2 separate regions of the Homo sapiens genome follow, and region 2 is linked to region 1. Evidence: chromatin contacts called from ENCODE Hi-C or POLR2A ChIA-PET data. All regions are on one chromosome and are shown on one strand. Each heading gives the region's core, a stretch centred on a gene start or an enhancer-like site at or near the end of the contact. The rest is flanking DNA. Distances are from core to core; before and after follow the strand shown. Region 1 has its middle 85 kb from the start of SDK1. Region 2 overlaps SDK1-AS1 (SDK1 antisense RNA 1).

Region 1 (5,889 bases), core at 2,384-4,883:
GTTTCACCATCTTGGCCAGGCTGGTCTGAAACTCCTGACCTCCTGATCCACCTGCCTCGGCCTCCCAAAGTGCTGGGATTACAGGAGTGAGCTACCTCGCCCGGCCTTGAGCTCTTTCTTCTAAGGAGGTGAGAATTGAGGTTGCTGAGATCTGTACGGATTCGCCACCGGTAACTCAGCTATGTCACACCAGTAACACTGCAGACAAGGGAGTTCCTTGCCATGAGCCGTTTTCCAGAACACAAAAGGATGGGTGGCGGGGAGTTCTTGTCCACGCTGCCTCCCAGGAGCCTGGGGCTCAGGTAAAATTCAACATTGTCTATGGGCATGGTGACCCACTTGTAATCTCTGCACTTTAGGAGGCTGATGGGGGAGGATCACTTGGAGCCCAGAGTTCAAGACCAGCCTGGGTAACAAAGCGAGACCCCCATCTCTATAAAAAATTTAAAAATTACTCAGGCATGGTGGCAAGCACCTGCGGTCCTAGCTTACTTGAGAGGCTGAGGCAGAAGGATCACTTGAGATCAGGAGGTCAAAGCTGTAAAGAGCTGTGGTCGCGCAACTGCACTCCAGCCTGGGTTACAGAGCAAGACCCTGTCTCAAAAAAAAAAGCAAAAAAGACTGTCACCTCCAGGAGTCGCTAAAATATTCCATGCCTTGTGGATATTATACAAAAACAAAATTAGCACATTTGCCAGAAGCCATCTGTTGAATTCTTTAGGCCTGTGGTCCCAGCTACTTGGGAGGCTGAGGTGGGAACATAGCTTGAGGCCAGGAGTTTCAGGCTGCAGTGAGCTATGATGGCACTACTGCAGTCCAGCCTGGGCAACATAGTAAGACCCGATCTCAACATTTTAAAAAGTAGCTAGGCATGGTGGTACACACCTGCAGTCCTGGTACTTAGGGGGCTGAGGCAGGAGGATTGCTTGAGCTCAGGAGGTCAAGGCTGTGGTGAGTTATGATCGCACCACTGCACTTCAGCCTGGGCAACAGAGCAAGACTCTGTCTCTACAAAAAGAGGCCTTCCAATTGTTAAAGTGAACTAAATATGGCCTAAGAATGACTCTGTACTTCTATATCTGAGTCCTTGTGGACAAACTGCAACCTAGCTTAATAGGCAGACAAGACTGAAAACCTAACTTAGGAGTCTGCACCTGCAACAATAGCTGAGTCTTGGCCAATCCCAGCAGCCATAGTTCAACCACTCATACACTGCTGAGTGTTCAAACTGTGTTCAAATAAGGCAAATGCCAACCTGTAACCAATCTAGCTGTTTTGTACCTCACTTCTGATTTCTGTACATCATTTCCCTTTATCGTCTATAAATCTTCTTCTACCACGTGGCTGTGCTGGAGTCTCTGTGAATCTGCTGTGATTCTGGGGGCTGCCCATTCGCGAATCGCTCATTGTTCAATTAAACTCCTTTAAATTTAATTCAGCTGGGCCAGGCATGGTGACTCATGCCTGTAATCCCCGCATTTTGGGAGACCGAGGTGGGTGGATCACTCGAGGTCAGGAGTTTGAGACCAGCCTGGCCAACATAGTGAAACCCCGTCTCTACTAAAAATACAAAAATTAGCTGTGTGGTGGTGCGCACCTATAATCCCAGCTACTCAGGGGGCTGAGGCAGGAGAATCACTTGAACCCAGGAGGCAGAGGTTGCAGTGAGCCAAGATCACGCCACTGTACTCCAGCCTGGGTGATAGAGACTTTGTTTAAAAAAAAAAAAAATGAATTTGGCTGAAGTCTATGGAGTCCTTCTCAGGCCATATTTAGTTCAATTTAACACAGTGATACCCTGGACCCATGGCCTCTCCCCTTTTCTTGACCTCTCCCAACCAACCAACAACAGACTCTGACCCTAGACACCAGGTTCTTTTGAAAAACCCCAAATCGCTTCCATTGTGCAAGTCAGCCTGTAGACCTGGTGCCGGGAACTGTGTTGCCACAGTTGCAGAAAACTCAAACCTATTTCCAAGTGACAATAAAGTAATATGTATTATCCATCTTTTTGTACCCATTGTAACTACTGAAAGTTCCATAGGCTCGACTGTGTGCCGGACACTGCTCAAAGCACATTATCCATATGAATGGATTTATGGGATCTAAACAACAGCCCGTGAAGGTAGAAGGGCTTATACCCATTTTACAGATATGAGAACTGAGGCCCAGAAAAGTTGTTATGGGCCCAAGGTGACAGAGCTGGGATTTCAACCCAGGCAGTCTTGCCCCTTGGCTGGGATATTCTTTACCCCACACTCCCCATTCTCAAGGCCATAGCGTAGCACCACCTTGCTTCCCCTAAATAATTATTTCCCACTTCTCGGCAGGTGGTGTGGAATCAGGATCTCCATCATGACGTTAGTGATGGCTTTTGCCGTGGAGGTGAGTGGGCATGTCTGTTCTCTAAAATGCTGCAGAAAGAAGCATCAGATTACCTCCAACGCACTGTGTCTAGACCAGTATTGGGAACATAGGTGCTTTTCCTTATAAGAGGTTTTCAGAGTAAATGAACTTGAGATTTCATTAAGATAGCTATTGTGTAAGAAAACTGGCCTGTCTGGCTGGACAGGTTTTGTGTTTTGGGGTTTTTAAAGAACTACCTGTTTTAAAATAAGATTAGTATCAATTTGGTTACCCTCTCTCTGCAAAGAAATCACCAGTCTCAGAGGCTCCTACATGTGCTAGGCGGAGGCATTACTGTGGCTGCTGCCTGCAGGCGTTGTGACTTGGGGGTTCACCCTGGAGATAAAACAGTGTCAGTGTGGGGTCAGTTATCCCAACAGTGAGGTCTGCCTGCCGATAATTGAGTCCTACTGTGTGCTGGGCACTGGGTTAAGCCCCTCACATACCTCGTCGCTAACTCTTACGATAATCCCAGAGTGTATCATGATTAAAAACTTGTGCATTGGAGTGGCCCAGAATTGGGCTAAATCCCCAGTTTACACTTAATAGCTGTGTGACCTATAGTAGGTTGCAGTCCCCTCTGTAGACTTCAGTTTCCTCATATAAAAGTGGGTATCCTAACGGCATCAGCTTAACAGGGCTGTTGTGAGAATAAATGAAATCATGCACGTAAATAAAGCATGCCTATAAAGCAATGACTACATAAATGTTATTCTAAAAATAGTCATCCTTATCCTCATTGTGCACAAGAGGAAACCGAGGTTCAGAGAGGTGAAATGACCTGCCTCCAAACTGCAAGGCTAGTAGCTGGTGGAAATGGAATTTGCAGATCCAGATTTAAATTCTAGCATGGAGGAAACAATTAAGCAGTGGGAGTGGCCAGGCACAGTGGCTCATACCTGTAATCCCAGCGCTTTGGGAGGCCAAGGCAGGAGGATCGCTTGAGCCCAGGAATTTGAGACCAGCCTGGGCAATATAGCGAGACCCCCATCTCTACAAAAAACTTAATAAGTTAGCCAGGTGTGGTGGTGTCCACCTGTAGTCCCTCTACTGAGGAGGCTGGGGCTAGAGGATTGCTTGAACCCAGAAGTTCCAGGCTGCAGTGAGCTATGATTGTGTTATTCCAGCCTGGGCAACAGAGTGAGACCGCATCTTAAAAAAATAAGTAGGAGATAGTAACAATGGTAACAGTGACTATTATTATAGGCTAATGGCTGCAGGCCCAGGAACCTGAGCTGACCCCCATCGTGACTAACAGCCTACTGCAACTGCAAGAGTCAGGCTGACTGTGATAAGGGATTGCTGAGGAGGAAGGGCTTGCAAGGTGATTATCAGAAGCAGTGGCCCCTCACCTTGGCTTTGCCCTCTTTATATGCAGGTGAAGCAGAGGGTAAGCTAAACCTTACCTGAAGCCTCAGAATTCTTCTCCATTTACAGACAGCGCTGCTACCCCAGCCTGAAATTTAAAAAAAACCCAGCACACATACTCAGGGAAACACATCAGGAATTTAAAAGATCTTCCAGGGATGATGTGAGACCCCTTGATTGATAAAAATAACAGTGACAGAGAGACCGTGTGGCGTAGTGGTTGGGCTGGGAATCCAGCTCTGCCACTGACTGGCTGTGCAACTTCGGGCAAGTTTCTTTTTTTTTTTTTTAATTTTCTTTTTTTTTTTTTAATTGAGATGGAGTCTTGCTCTGTTGCCCAGGCTGGAGTACAGTGGCGTGATCTTGGCTTAGTGCAACCTCGGCCTCCCAGATTCAAGCGATTCTTCTGCCTCAGCCTCCAGAGAAGCTGGGATTATAGGCGCCCACCACCACACCTGGCTAATTTTTGTATTTTTAGTAGAGACAGGGTTTCACCATGTTGGCCAGGCTGGTCTCAAACTCCTGACCCAGGTGATCCACCCGCCTCAGCCTCCCAAAGTGCTGGGATTATAGCCATGAGCCACTGCACCCGGCCAACTTTGGGCAAGTTTCTTAACCTTCCCAAGCCTCAGTTCCCCCATCCATAAAACGGGGATGATAGTAGTTCCTATGTCAGAGAGTTGGGGTGAGGAGGAAATGAGATGCTTGCAAATGCCTGGCCCCTAACAAAGCCCACAATAAAATTTAGCTATTTGCAAAAGTGAGTCCCTCTTGGCTCCCAGGGAGGCTGAGGTAACACTTGTCAAGGGTGGGTGGGCTGATTCAGGGGTACTACATTCGTGTTGTCTTGTCTGTATGGTAGAAACATCAAGTCCCACTCCTAACCTCTCAGAAGAAAGTGAGTAAATGAAGACCCTAAAGTTACACCAGAGAAAACCTGTCAATTCCCGCAACCTTCCTTTTGCCCTGCACCCTTTCCCATCCCCCAAAGTACACTTGACCCCTCTCTAAAGTGGCTGAATTCTACAGTACTCTGGGGAGAAAGTCAAGTTCTTAGCTATGACGTTGGTCTTTTTTCCCCGCTTTTGTTAAAAGAAAAAATGATGAGAAATGTTCCTTTCTTGCATTCCTGCACCATCTCCTCTTTCTCTTCCTCAATTTCTTAGGAACGAAATCACCCAAGATATAAATAAAATGTTCTAAATAAAGCTCTGCCTAACTGCAGCGTAAGACATGTCTGTGTACGTTTGTGACTGTCAGCCAAAATAAGTTAACCTCCGATGGAAGTCATTTTCATGTAATTAATTATTCTTGTCGCAGCTGAAAGAGACAGGTGCATTATTGGTGTACTTTGGCAGAACTTCTGGGTGAACTTAAGAAGTCTGCATTTCAAACACACCAAACAACTGGAGTGCAGCTTTGGCTTTTGTTCTGATATTGTTTCTTGACTTGGAACCTTTATTTCTCAATTACTGCAAACTGAAAAAAAAATGAAAACAAAAGAACAGACATCAAAGGCATTCTGAAGTACAGGAGGTACGTGATGTGCCAATTAAGCAACAGGAATGCCGTCTATTCTGCAACAGCTGATGTTTTCATTCTCCCACTCAGAAAAGGGGTTTAGGTTGTTTGGGGTTTTACAGAAAAGCCACTTGTGATCGGGTAAGTCTGTTATTAGCAAGAGTTTTCTTTGTGTCATGGAGGTCAAAGTCCTGGCATGTTAACATTTTTGAACAAGAAAGAAACATAGCAGGATGAAAGAGAGACTGGCCAGGTGAATTTGCAGCTTGTTGAATGAAACTGTTCAAATACGGACTATTACGGAGTTGAGGGTCTCTAGCGGAATGCCTTAGGGCTCTTTCCTTAGCCTTCTGAAACTATTTGAGGCTGACCAAAGGGGGAAATGCCAGGAAGCTGAAGGAACAGTAACTGCTGGGTGACAGAATTAGATCAACCCACTCCAAAGACTAGTATGATGGGCCTATTGAACCAGCTGTTTTCCAAAATAAATGTTTTAGAAAATAGCTGTTTTCCGTTACTTTCAATGGCAAAAACTGCAATTACTTTTGTACCAACCTAATAAATTCTTGCCAAAACAAACAAAAAAGCCCAAAA
Region 2 (5,889 bases), core at 1,341-3,840, 43 kb after region 1:
ATCTCTAGAAAGGTTTATTCTCTCAAGTTAAAAAAAAAAGTTGAGGCCTGGTGCAGTGGCTCACGCCTGTAATCCCACCCCTTTGGGAGCCCAAGGCAGGTGGATTGAGATCAGGAGTTCGAGACCAGCCTGGCCAACATGGTGAAACCCCATCTCTACTAAAAATACAAAAATTAGCTGGGTGTGTTGGTGGGTGCCTGTAATCCCAGCTACTCAGGAGGCTGAGGCAGGGAATTGCTTGAACCCAGCAGGTGGAGGTTGCAGTGAGCCAAGATCACACCACTGCACTCCAGCCTGGGCAACAAAGTGAGACTCCGTCTCAAAAAAATAAATAAAATCAATCAATCAATCAATCAATCAATCAATCCAAGGCTGGGATGAAGGCTCCACAAAGTCACCAGGGACCTGGTTTCCTTCTGTCTTCCTGCTCTGTCGTACTGAGGAGGGAGGCTTCATCCTCAGCATCACTGCATGGTCTAATGTGGCTGCTGGAGCTCCAGCTATCAAATCCACATTCCAATCAACAGAAGAGGGCGAGGGAGGGAGGAAGAGCAAAAGCGAATGCCCCAGTCTGTCCCTCTTTGGAGAAGCGCTCTCATATATCCTCCCCTGAAAGTTCTGTTTATATTGTGGTGACCAGAATATATGTGTAGCCACACCTGGAAGCAAAAGAGGTAAAGAAATGTAGGCTTTTAGCTGGGCACATTGTTGCTTTGCGTATCTGTTACTAAAGGAGGGAAAAAGTATTTGGGAAGCAACCAGTAGTCTTTGTCACTCAACTTAAATATCTTTAGGAGAATGGATAAATAAATTACAGTGTATTTGTGCGATGGAGCACTATATAGTAGTTAAAATGAAGGAAATAGAGCTACGTGAATCCACATGGATAATTCTCAGAACAAAATCTCTTGCCCGAAAAAGCGAGTTGCTGAGTTCCAACTCTACGATGCCATTCATATAAAGTTTAAAAGCCTGCAAAACAACACAATGTATCTTTGATGGCTACATAAAATATATATGTTGGGAAGGTATAAAAACATAAATGAAAATGAAAAATACTAAACGCAAGATGATGGTTACCTCTGGAGAGGGAGAGCAAACAGTGTGATCAGAAACAGAGACATCCAGGCTTTCGATTACTACCTGTGATGTTGTATTTCTTTAAAAGACAAGAAAAAATTTGGAGGAAACAGCAAAATGTTAAGGCTTGTAAAAGTCGAATTGTGAGTACGCAGCATTTAACCCACCATTCCCTATATGTTTCTGTATGTTCCACATTTGTCATTGTATATGAGCTAGATAAAGAAGGAGATCAAGATCATCTAGAGGCATAACTTAATGAGATGTAACCCACATATGGCGAATTCCCACCTCTCAAGGATACAGCATGATGAATCTTTACAGAGTGAATTCCTCCAGAGAAGGGTATAGAATCTAGCATCCCAGAAATTTCCTCTCAGTGGCAGCCCCAGCAAAGAAAAAACACTATTGTGATATCTACCACCATTGATTGTATGGTTTTTTTGTTTTGTTTTGAGACAGTCTTGCTCTGTCTTGCCCAGGCTGCAGTGCAGTGGTGCAATCACAGCTCACTGCAGCTTTGAACTCCTGGGCTCAAGTGACCCTCCGGCCTCAGCCTCCCAGGTAGCTGGGTCTACAGGCGTGTGCCGTGACACCTAGCTAATCTCTTTTATTTTTTTGCAGAGATGGGGTCTCACTATTGTGAAACCCAAAAGTCTGAGACAGGTCTCAGTCCATTTAGGAAGTTTGTTTTGCCAAAGTTAAGGATGCGAGCCCATGACACGGCCTCAGGAGGTCCTGGTAACATGTGCCCAAGGTGGTCAGACCACAGCTTGGTTTTATACATTTTAGGGAGATGTGAGACATCAATCAACAAATGTAGGATGAACATTGGTTCAGTCCAGAAAAGGCCAGATGACTCAAAGTAGGGAGGGGGCTTCCAGGTACAATTGGTTGTATTCTACTGAGTTTCAGATGAGCCTCTCCAAAGGAGGCATTCAGATACGCATTCATCTCAGTGAACAGAGGAATGACATTGAGTCGAATGGGAGGCAGGTTTGCCCTAAGCAGTTCCCAGCTTGACTTTTTCCTTTAGCTTAGTGATTTGGGGGCCCCAAGATTTATTTTCCTTTCACGTTGTGTTTCCCAGACTTGTCTGGATCTCCTGACCTTAAACCTCCCTCCCTTCTTAACCTCCTAAAGTGCTGGGATTACAGGCATGAGCCAGCATGCATGGCCTGCGTTTTGTCTTTTGCAAGAAGGAATTGTCAGACGTGTGTGAATGAAAGCAACTCCATCTTAAATAGGAGCTGGGTAAAATGAGGCTGAGACCAACTGGGCTGCATTCCTAGATGGTTAAGGCATTCTAAGTCACAGGATGAGATAGGAGGTCAGCACAAAATATGGGCCATAAATACCTTGCTGATAAAGCAGCTTGCAGTGACGGAGCCGGCCAAAACCCACCAAAACCAAAGTGGCCACGAGAGTGACCTCTGGCCGTCCTCACTGCTACACTCCCACCAGCACCGGGACAGTTTACAAATGCCATGGCAACGTCAGGATGCTGCCCTGTATGGTCTAAAAGGGGGAGGCATGAATAATCCACCCCTTGTTTAGAATATCATCCAGAAATAACCATAAAAATGGGCAACCAGCAGCCCTCGGGGCTGCTCCGTCTATGGAGCAGCCGTTCTTTATTCCTTTACTTTCTTAATAAACTTGCTTTCACTTTGCACTACGGACTAGCCCTGAATTCTTTCTTGCGCGAGATCCGAGAACCCTCTCTTGGGGTCTGGATCTGGACCCCTTTCCTGTAACATATTTACGGCGATCACAAAGGGATTAAAGTGCAGAAACCCTACAGAATCACGCCAAATCATACGGTATATTCTCGTGAATGGCTGACTTCATTTTCTCAGCAGTATGTCTCTGGAGTTCCTCCGAAGAAGCCGTTTTCTAATCTTCAGCACTCATCCAATCAGAAGGCTGGAGCTCTGCGCTCGACATAAGGAAGAACTTCATCATTAACTCCCCGAGCCCTGCAAAGCAGCTGGGAGGGAGATCTAAGTTTTTGGAGTGGATTTCAGGATCCTTTGTACCCACAGCTGTTTAGGGAGCCGGCGTCCTGCTGACAGCTGTAGGTGGATTTGAAAATGTTCCCAAATTCCCTCCTGGCCCTCAGTTTCCCATTTCTCTTCCTCTCCTGATGTCGGCTCTAAATAAAGAAAAAACCAAGTGTCAGGGGCTGCAGAGAGGCTCCTGAGAATGCTCACATCTCAGCTCTCAGACAGCTCACAAGGGGTGTTAAAATAATTAAAGCTGAAAAGGGAGATGTAGGTATTATTTTTAGACAAGCGTCTAAGGTTTACCTGTTATACGTGCCCTTCATTCCTGTCCCTCATTCACTGCCAGCATCTTTTTTTTTTTCATTAAATAGAACAAAAATACACTTAAATTTTATGGCATGGCTAATAAAAAAAAAGGTTAAGTTGAACTCATTTCATCAAAGATTTGTGGTGGGATGACCCACTGTAGTTTTGTTGATGTGTTTGCTTTTTTAACAGACTTTATTTTTTAGGGTGGTTTTAGGTTTACAGCAAAATTGAGCAGAAGGTACAGAGAATTCCCATATACTGTCTGCCTCTCCAACACACACACAGCCTCCCACGCTATCAACATTCCTGCCATCGTGGCACATTTGTAATGGAAACCAAGAGTCTCTGAGACAAGTCTCAATCAATTTAGAAAGTTTATTTTGCCCAGGTTAAGGACATACCCATGACCCAGCCTCAGGAGGTCCTGATGACATGTGCTCAACCTGGTCAGGGTACAATTGGTTTATACATCATAGGCAGACATGAGACATCAGTCAATACAGGCAAGATATGCAATGGTTCAGGATGCGAAGGTGAGACAACTTGGAAACAGGGGCGTCCAGGTCATAGGTAGATTTAAAATTTTTCTGATTGGCAATTGGTTGAAAGAGTTATTATCCGTAGAAAGGAATGTCTGGGTTATGATAAAGGGTTGTGGAGACCAAGGTTTTGTTTTGTTTTGTTTTGTTTTTTGAGATGGAGTCTCGCTGTGTTGCCAGGCTGGAGTGCAATGGCACGATCTCAGCTCACTGCAACCTCCACCTCCTGGGTTCAAGCGATTCTCCTGCCTCAGCCTCCCAAGTTGCTGGGATGACAGGTGCGTGACAGCACGCCCAGTTAATTTTTGTATTTTTAGTAGAGACAGGGTTTCACCATGATGGCCAGGATGGTCTCGATCTCTTGACTTTGTGATCCGCCCGCCTCGGCCTTCCAAAGTGCTGGGATTACAGGCCTGAGCCACTGCACCTGGCCCAGATCAATGTTTTATCCTGCAAATGAAGCCTGTAGATATCAGGCTTTAGAGAGAATAGATTGTAAATGTTTCTTGTCAGACTTAAAGAGTCTGTTTTATCAGCAATTCCAAAAGGGAGGAGGGGATAATGAGGCATGTCTGGCTTTCTCTTTCCAACATGGCCTGAACTAGTTTTTTCAGGTTAGCTTTGGAATGCTCTTGGCCAAGAGGAGGGGTCCATTTAGATGGCTGGAGGACTTAGAATTTTATTTTTGGTTTACAGAAAAAATTGATGAACCTTACACTGTACATCATCATCACCCAGAGTCCAGAGTTTACATTAGGGTTCACTCTTGGTTGTGGTGTGTTTTCTCTGGGTTTGGACAAATGTCTAATGACATTGTAGGATCATACAGAGAGGTTTCACTACCCTAAAAATCCTGTGTGCTCCCTGCCAGCATTTTTTAACATCATCTCTTTCAAGTTGTTTTTGTCAAAAATGTTAAATTACCAAACAATGCGGCGATATGTTCTTGCAAAAGTAAAGGCTACAGATACGTGCTGATGGGTTCTCTCCACTGGTCTGGAAGCATGCAGCACTTACAAAGCGTCCTGACATGGGATCTGTTTCCTGCGTGTGCAGTGGTTGGTGGGTTACACTCTACCTGTCTGCTTCCCCATGTGTGGGAACTACAAGGTGGGCCACAGTTCCTGGTCAGCCACCACACCTAGCCAAAGACTTCCAGAGACTGCTCACAGGTCCCTGGAATCCATCCGTGAAATTGTCAGAGGCATTTGAACCAGAGCACCTCCATCTTGAAGAGGAACTGGGTAAAATGCGGCTGAGACCTACTGGGCTGCATTCCCAGATGGTTAGGCATTCTAAGTCACAGGATGAGGCAGGAGGTCAGCACAAGATACAGGACATAAAGACCTTGCTGATAAAATATGTTGCAGTAAAGAAGCCAGGCAAATCCCACCAAAACCAAGATGGCAACAAGAGTGACCTCTGGTCATTCTCACTGCTACACTCTCCCACCAGCATCATGAGTGTTTACAAATGCCATGGTAACGTCAGGAAGTTCCCCTATACGATCTAAAAACGAGAGGCTTGAATAGTCCACCCCTTGTTTAGCATATCTTCCAGAAATAACCATAAAAATGGGCAACCAGCTGCCCTTGGGGCTGCTCTGTCTATGGAGCAGCCGTTCTTTATTCCTTTACTTTCTTAATAAATTTGCTTTCACTTTACGGGCTCATCCTGAATTAATGAATTAATTCTTTCTTTCTTCTTCTTCTTCTTCTTTTTTTTTTTTTTTTTTTTTTTTTTTTTTTTTTTTTATGGAGTCTAGCTCTGTCGCCCAGGCTAGAGCTTGGCTTACTGCAACCTCTGCCTCCTGGGTTCAAGGGATTCTGCTGCCTCAGCCTCCTGAGTAGCTGGGATTACAGGTGCAGGCCACCATGACTAGCTAATTTTTGTTTTTTTTTTTGTTTGTTTGTTTGTTTTTTTAGTATAGACAGGGTTTCACCATGTTGGCCAGC

The links. Hi-C counts contacts between places; a loop is a spot of excess contacts on that map. ChIA-PET counts read pairs that join two places held with the same protein, here RNA polymerase II (POLR2A). Pooled maps may share reads with other maps.
Region 2: a map of Caco-2 shows a loop between it and region 1 (2.1-fold over the local background). The contact joins two enhancer-like sites. A Hi-C loop is called at or near these places in 2 of 168 maps with a recorded cell type or tissue (Caco-2 and ascending aorta) and 2 of 50 pooled maps. POLR2A ChIA-PET finds 5 or more read pairs at or near these places in 6 of 52 experiments (A549, Caco-2, MCF 10A and 3 more).

What each region holds. Positions count from the first base shown.
Region 1 is chr7:3,213,663-3,219,551 of GRCh38, forward strand. No RefSeq gene overlaps it. Among named protein-coding and RNA genes, the nearest start is that of SDK1, 85 kb to the right of the region's middle. Within about 2 kb of position 3,634, at least 4 of the 41 ENCODE cell types and tissues checked have a DNase peak (open chromatin) inside an H3K27ac peak, as active enhancers do.
Region 2 is chr7:3,257,546-3,263,434 of GRCh38, forward strand. All of the region lies in intron 2 of SDK1-AS1 (SDK1 antisense RNA 1), which reads right to left. Among named protein-coding and RNA genes, the nearest start is that of SDK1, 41 kb to the right of the region's middle. Within about 2 kb of position 2,591, at least 7 of the 41 ENCODE cell types and tissues checked have a DNase peak (open chromatin) inside an H3K27ac peak, as active enhancers do.